Regions from separate parts of the Homo sapiens genome. Here region 2 is linked to region 1. A link is a contact called in ENCODE Hi-C or POLR2A ChIA-PET data. All regions are on one chromosome and are shown on one strand. The core of a region is the stretch at or near the end of the contact, and the rest is flanking DNA. Distances in the headings are between cores, read along the strand shown.

Region 1 (3,864 bases), core at 432-2,931:
AAATCAAGTACCTAGAGTTCATTCCATATTTCAGGCCTGTAGGAGAAAAAAAAAGCAAAACCACTTCCCCTTGCAGTGATACACGAATGGAAATATCCGAGACAGCGAAACCTGAATCAGCTACAAACAGTATGACCTTGCATGACTAACTTATTCTCCCATCCAATCAACATGTCATGACCGGGCGCAGTGGCTCATGCCTGTAATCCCAGCACTTTGGGAGGCTGAGGTGGGTGGATCACGAGGTCGGAGTTCAAGACCAGCCTGGCCAACGTAGTGAAACCCTGTCTCTACTAAAAATACAAAAAATTAGCCAGACGTGGTGGCGGGCGCCTGTAATCCCAGCTACTCGGGAGGTTGAGGCAGGAGAATAGCTTGAATGCTGGAGGGGGAGGTTGCAGTGAGCTATTGCACCACTCCACTCCAGCCCAGGCGACATGCGAGACTCCGTCTCTAAGTAAATAAATAAAAAATAAACATGTCATAAGCACCCACCATGTTGTAGACACTAATGACAAGTCCCACAAACTCTCTCCATCTATCCCCTAGAGCAGCTGTAGCCCAGCCCACTTTAATGTGTCGTTGCTCTAAAACCAGCCTCCACTTCATATACATGGCCCCCCCAGGTGTTGGTAACCCTTGGATCCAAAGATGTCTGATTCTCAAAATCAAAGATTAAAACTTTTCAGAGACAGCTGCCAGGACGTAAGGCCAAGCACAAGCAGCTCATCCTGCACAGGTGGACGTAAGAAGGATGAAGAACTCAGTGGGAGACTTCCTCTCCATCACCTGCCCACCCAGCTTCCCAGCCCGCCTCTGCGAGGACCCCTCCCCTCTCCATCCAGCAATAAAGGGCTGTGCGAGCCACTGTGTTCTGTGCAACTTCCAGTTCCTCCACTGTCACCTGAAGCAATGGGGGAGGGAAGGGGAGGTAATAGTGGCCTTGAAAGGCTGAAGGGAAGCCTCTGGCATGTTCTTTGCCTAGGAGCCAGCTCAGTGCTTCCTTTGACACTGTGAGCTCTTCAGGCTCCCCCTTTCCCGCCAAAGCTCAGTTCTTGCTCTTTGCTTTACTGATTTCTGCTTGAGCCCACAATGCAGGCACAACACACCTGCAACTTCCTGAAAGTCCCTGAAGCAGACAGAGCCTGAGGAGGCACAACTTCTTCACCGAGGGCTTGGGGCCGAGTCCCAAGGACTTTTCATTCATTCTTCTACCTTCTCTCTTGAACCTCGCAATGGAAACATGAGGTCTGCAGCTTTCATACTAATGAAAATTTCATCCAAACAGGAAAGAAAAATACATCTTTTCAATACCCAGAACTTAAGGTTATCCGAATGCTCTAAAGGTCATTCGCTGATAGTGATACAAACATCCCAGGCAAACCAAGCAAAGCAGGAATGTGAATGATGAACACAACCTGCAGACGACTTGACTCAGCTGTAGAAATGAGACCTTCACCACCACTACACTCATCCTTTTCACCTGCAATTACTTCAAACCCCAGACAAAAGTGGTCCCAATTGCTCAGGATGATCCACAAAGCAAGTACACCCTATCAAAATTCAACCAATAAAAACTACATTTCCAGTTTGCAGCTAAAGAACATGTTCCACTAGTGGCAAAAAAAAAAAAAAAAAAAAAATCAGAACTCACAATCTGCTGAATTTCCTCATAACAAATTTGTTCACAAAAACACCAGAACCACAGGAAACACCACATATGAAAGAGAAATCAGTTGGCTTTTTGAAAATAAAGAAGACATGCAATGAGCAACAGAAGCCAAACTGATATTCAGCCAAGTACCATTCCTGTTTAAAGATTCAAAACATCCTTAATAACCATAAGTCATTAGCTCTCAGCACGACCAATTTTCCCCATGGAAATGCTTGACTATCAGAGCTGGGGGCTTCTAGTGGGGATGATGGGCACAGCTCCACAGCCCCTAGGGAAACATGAAGGCCCTGCAAGGGGCAGTGGATATGCAGCAAAGGTAGGAGTGTGCCCTGTCTAATGTCAGCATCCTGTGCTTCCACAGAGACCCTCACCCCTGGCCCACTACTCACTGCCTGGCCATGGAGTAGGATGGAAGGATCTCCTGGTAAACAAATGCCAGCACACAGCTTACTTCTCCCTGACCTCAGCTCCCCATCTCCCTAGATTCCACAAAATATTCTGCTATCCTAAATGATTTCAAAGTACAGACCACACTCCGTATCCAAGGGTTCCATGGTGTGAGGTGGTATCTCACTGTGGTTTTAATTTGCATTTCCCTGATGATTATTGATGTTGAGCATTTTTCCATATACCTGTTGGCCACTTGTATGTCTTCTTTTGAAAAATGGCTATTGCCCTTTTTTTTGGGGAGGTTTGTGGGGGTAGACACAGGGTCTCACTGTGTCACCCAGGCTGGAGAGCAACGCAGTGGTGCAATCATGGTTCACTGCAGCCTCGAACTCCTGGGCTCAAGTGGTCCTCCTACGTCAGACTCCTAAGTAACTGGGACTATAGACACATGCCACCACACCAGCCTTCTTTTTTTTTTTTTTTAAGTAGAGACCAGGGTCTCACTATGTTGCCCAGGCTCTTTGCCCATTTTTTAACTGAGTTGTTTTCTCACTTTGAGTTGAGTTTTTTATATGTTTTGGATATTAATCCCTTATCAGATGTACAATTTGCAAATATATCCTCCCATTCCATTGGCTGTCTCTCCACTCTATTGATGCTAATGAATTTCTAATGGTAGGTTTTTCAGGCCTCAGTAGGGATTCGCCGTTGGGATGAAGTCTCTCCCATTACTCCTTCAGTCAAACCACTTCCAGTTCCCAATTTCTTGGTTGTCTCCAGGAGCCCAGTTCCTAAACACACCTGAAAATAAAATAGATTACCACTAACATCACTCCTGCGCCCTCTCCCAGCTGCCACTGTGTTCACATCCCTACTGTCCTTTTCTATTGAAATCAGATAAGAATTATGTCCACAGTAACTTAAGCCACAGAGATTTCAAGAGCTTTGTTAAATGACAAAATTTCCTAAGCCTATACAAATTTGCAGGAGAGCAAAGAAGATAAATTTTGTCACTCTTGTTCAGAATTCTAAGCTACTATAAATAATTTCCCATGCAAATCACGTTTTGTGGCAGAAGGAAAAAACCAGCAACCTTAATACATATTTCTAAAATAGCTCATTATGCTTCTAAGAAAAAAACTTAGAATATAAATTTAATTATTCAAATTCAATATAATTTAATTAAATGTAATTGAATTAAATTGCTTTCTAAGGTATTCTTTCTGTAAGCCACTTGAACCAAGAAAGCCACCTGGTTTTATTTAAAGCCAATGGTAAGAACTTTCTGAGACAAGGAGAAACCTCTGTAACTCAGACCCTTGTACAAAAGAATTAAAGAAATTAAAACCGGGAACCAGGTTTCAGTAACTGCAGGAGGGTTCTCCTTCCTGCCAGGGCCTGGAGTGAGGATCAGTTACTGTAACCAAGAAACCTCAGACTGTTACCTGGTCCCCAGCGATAGCACAACATGTGGCCTGGGCCCATCAGATAGCACACACTTGAGGGTTATTACAAGAGGAGCGAAGCACCCCACACCCTCCACCTCCCCTCACTCACCCTCCTACTCCCAAGAAAACACCAGGAGGTTTTGGAAGCAGGGTTAATCTTGCATTGAAAAAAAAACACAAAGCAGATGGGGCTGAGTTAGTCTGACTACCACATCTCAAAGAAGATTATCTGCCTAACACGGTAAGCAAGAAAGGGGAGTCATGAAGAAGTCAAAAGCCAAAACCAGGGGTGAATTTCTGCATAGATCATTTTTCACTGTCTTCCTTTTCCACTGTAAGACACTGCAATTC
Region 2 (3,864 bases), core at 560-3,059, 330 kb after region 1:
TTACTCTAGGATGTCACCTACGTGACTTACAACCCAGCCCAGCCATCCCAGACCTAAGGGGTTCTTCCCTCTCCAGGGCAGGGCCTGCATGCAGTCCATGCTGCTGCCCTGTGTTGGTGACCTGTGTGTAGCCAGCCCATTATCAGCATCCTGTGGATTCCAAACCAAATGTATCATCAGTGGAGGGAGAGCTCAAGTGCCAGGTGGAGCTGTGGCCTAAAGTCACACTTCATCACTCCAGATTATGAATCGTCATTTGCCAGATCTCCAAATTGCTGAGTGTGGACAGCAAATGGATTCGTTTGTGCTGGCTGGGTGCAAAGAAGCAGCCAGTCCTCAGCTGCACTTGAAGTACTACAGGTAGTAGTAAAGGTAGCTTTTCCAAGCCGTTTAAATAAACGTCATTAAGAGTGGCCAAGTTGTTTGGGGGCCATGGCATCATGGTGGTGGATAGTAGGTGGAAGGAAGGCAGGCCAGCTCCCGTTTGGCCTGAGTTATCTCCACCAATGACAATGGTCCTTAACTGGAGGGAACATCATACAGGTTATTTCCACCCAAGATTGGAAAGACCACCTTGATCAGAGAGAGTTTTCCTTCCACATGACACATATCCAGCCTGAGTCCTCCAGCCCCTCTCCCTGCACAACCTGATGGAGGCTTGAGAAAGCACAGGGAGGAACACTTAGCTTGAAAATGTTCCTAAGGAAAAGGAAAGTGTGAATTCTGAGAACCAAGTGGCAGAATTGAAGTTTCACATCTGGCAAAAGCTTAAACAGATTATTATCAAATAGATGGTTTGTGAACGTTGAAAAGACAGCTGTGGTCTAGGACACCAAACCAATCCTGTTGGCAAGAGATCACCAAGACCTTTGACAACATCTCATCAGCTTATGAGAGATGTTGGTGACATGCAGAATGGATAATGATAGTGCAATGAAGTGGGTTTGAAACTGATTAAAAATGTTGATTAACCCCTTGAACACAGAGTTCTGGGCTCTTTGACCTGACGTGTTTGACATTTTCATCAATAATAACTTGAACAAAGTTGTAGAGGTTTACTAATCAAATTTAGGCATGATACAAGTTTGAGGGAGATGATTAACAGTAGATAACAAAATGAGAATTGAAAATAATTCATTTTGGTTGACTGGAAAATGATCAGATGGAATTTAACAGAGATATGTAGAGTCCTAGACTTAAAAGGTCAGGTAGGATTTGAGAGACCTGACTTGACAGCATTTTATGTGAAAATTCCTGAGTGTTTTCAGCAGGCCCAGCTTAACTGGCCACACCAGTGATGCAGCTCCTTACACAAGTGCATGCACAGGCACACACAACACATATGCACACTACTAATGCATTCCTCTGCTCTCATTGAAGCTAAGGGCCCAGACTGTTGGAGGGCAGTGGCCTCACTGCCCTGGTGAGACCACACCCGTGGTGTCACACTCAGTTCTGGGCGCGGTGTTCTGAGACGGTGTGCACAAATGGGAGGGGATGGGCTGAAAGGAACTGGATCCTGAAACACAGGAATGAGCAAAGGCAGCCACAGCCCTCATACTGGGAGTTCACAGTGGTGGGGAGAAGCTATCACCCCACAGACACAGCTGCAGGGAGCCCAGGACAGAAGGCAGTGGGGCAATGAGGACTTCGCTCTGGGGGCCTTCTAGTCTGGGAGACATGGAAAAAGGCAGGGGCCCCAAGACCCACCAGGGGAAGAGGAGTCATCAGGCTCAGGGCAGAGGGCAGAGACAGCAACACAGCAGAACAAGCCACGGTACCCACAGGCCTGGGTGGGGGCCGAGAAAAGCCAGTGGGTTGAGGGAGGAAGGAGAGGGCTGTCACACCCGCAAAGTGCTTTATGTAGGAAAAGAGAATAGGGTTGTTCTCGGTTACTTCAAAGGGCAAAATCAAGAGCTGTGGCATTGTGTGGATGGCAGCTTGTGAGGGGCAGAACACCAGGGTGGCAGCATTCTCAGCCACCTGGCAGTGAGGCCAGGGCACTCAGCCACAGCTGATGTGCATATGATGCATTAGTAGTGTGCATGTGTGTGTGTGTGCCTGTGCACGCTCTTGTGTAAGGAGCTGCATCACTGGTGTGGCCAGTTAAGCTGGGCCTGCTGAAAACACTCAGGAATTTTCACATAAAATGCTCTCGAGTCAGGTCTCTCAAATCCTGCCTGACCTTTTAAGTCTAGGACAGTACATATCTCTGTTAAATTCCATCTGATCATTTTCCAGCCAACCAAATGAATTCTTTTCAATTCTAGTTTTGTTAGCTACTGTTTTTTGTTTTTTGTTTTTTTTATCTACGACACTCTCTCCTCTGGTGGGAAAACAAACTAGAAGGTTTCTGCCTTTGCTCTACGCTGTCCACCAGCCCTGGGCAGCTGAGCATGAATCACCTGAGGGCGCCATAGTGTCCCAGGTGCTGGGCATCTTGCTGCTCCAGGACAGCCCTCCCCACCGCAAGGCATTTGGAAGACACCTGGCAGCCCTTCTTGGCTTCCTAGCCAGGGCTGTGCGTCAGTCCCCGTGCTAAGGGTTGAAAGCAACGTTCCGGGGAGGAGCACGCTCACTGCGTGCATTTGTAAGCCTAGTCCTCACCCACTGAGTGGTCCCATGACATGGGCGGCACCCCCCGTTTGGAAAAGCCCTGGCTGGACTCCAGCTTCTGAGCAGTGTCCACTGCGTGTCCCTGTTGGCCCTCAACTCTTCCCTAAGGCTTTTGGGGGAGGAGGGTCTGGGTGTCTGGGCCTGGGTGGTCACTGGGAGGTTCCCTCCCCCACCTGCCTCTCTACTCTCTGCACCTTCTTCCTCACCTTGCTGAGTCCTTAGGTTAATTTTGCTCAGAATATCCAGAGTTAGCCACTAGGCTGCGGGTGAAGTGGGATAGAGAGGAAGAACAGCAGGCTTTCTGGAGCCACATGCCCAGGCCCATGCCCGGCCCCTCCTCCAGCCACCCCATGCCATAGTCCCCATTCACACCCACTGAGTCCCCTGAGCAGAGGAAGGGGTGGTGATACTGGGCCCCTTCTCTTTCCACCATGTAGCACCAAGTAGCTCGCTCTCTTTCGGAAAGAAAAATTGGAAACTCTGACTAAGTCCTCAGGTGAACCCACAAAAGCCTCTTTAATGCGCAAGTGGCTAAAAAACTCAACATGTACAAGACTGTTGACTTTGATGAGGTGTTACTGCAAGTGCAGTTTATTTTAATATAAGTACAAAAAAAATGTATTCCTGTGGCAATCTGGGGCCATGAATATTTTTGTAATATATTCTTAATTGGGAAAAAAGGTTGCAAATAAGCTTTAGTAACATTGCCAATTTCAATACTGGAGACTGCCTGTAGAGAAAAGTACAGGAAATCTCCGTATTCACAGAATCAGGATTTGTGGTCAAAAACAATGCATGCTTGTTCCTCCCTGCTTCTGGTGGCTTTCACTGCCTCCTTCCTCAGTTGCTGCCCCAGGCTCAGCCCCACTTTGCTGCCTGCGTAAGCCCCAGGCTGCAAGTGGCACAGCTGTCAAAGTAGTCTGAGCACCCAAAGGCAGGCAGTTCTGTGGCAGTGACGCCAGGAGTGCGATGCCAGGGCCGAGCATGGCAGTGACGCCAGGAGTGTGATGCCAGGGCTGAGCGTGGCAGTGACGCCAGGAGTGTGATGCCAGGGCTGAGCGTGGCAGTGACGCCAGGAGTGTGATGCCAGGGCCGAGCGTGGCAGTGATGCCAGGAGTGCGATGCCAGGGCTGAGCATGGGTCACCACCATAGGGAATCAAACGACGCTGAGTCGTGTGTCCTCGCAGTGAGCCTGGGCAGCTCATGCCGACCTGCTTCCAAGGCCTGGTCCCAGTAGGCCACTTTAC

What was found. A loop is a pair of places that touch in the nucleus more often than their neighbours do. ChIA-PET counts read pairs that join two places held with the same protein, here RNA polymerase II (POLR2A). Pooled maps may share reads with other maps.
Region 2: a pooled map shows a loop between it and region 1 (2.5-fold over the local background). The contact joins two enhancer-like sites. A Hi-C loop is called at or near these places in 2 of 50 pooled maps. POLR2A ChIA-PET finds 5 or more read pairs at or near these places in 2 of 52 experiments (CD8-positive, alpha-beta memory T cell and T-cell).

What each region holds. Positions count from the first base shown.
Region 1 is chr13:99,050,235-99,054,098 of GRCh38, forward strand. It overlaps a transcript of DOCK9 not described here. Among named protein-coding and RNA genes, the nearest start is that of DOCK9-DT, 35 kb to the right of the region's middle. Within about 2 kb of position 1,682, at least 3 of the 41 ENCODE cell types and tissues checked have a DNase peak (open chromatin) inside an H3K27ac peak, as active enhancers do.
Region 2 is chr13:99,381,107-99,384,970 of GRCh38, forward strand. The region is part of intron 8 of UBAC2 (UBA domain containing 2); the gene reads left to right. Among named protein-coding and RNA genes, the nearest start is that of MIR623, 27 kb to the left of the region's middle. RefSeq lists a silencer at 2,229-2,523. Within about 2 kb of position 1,810, at least 7 of the 41 ENCODE cell types and tissues checked have a DNase peak (open chromatin) inside an H3K27ac peak, as active enhancers do.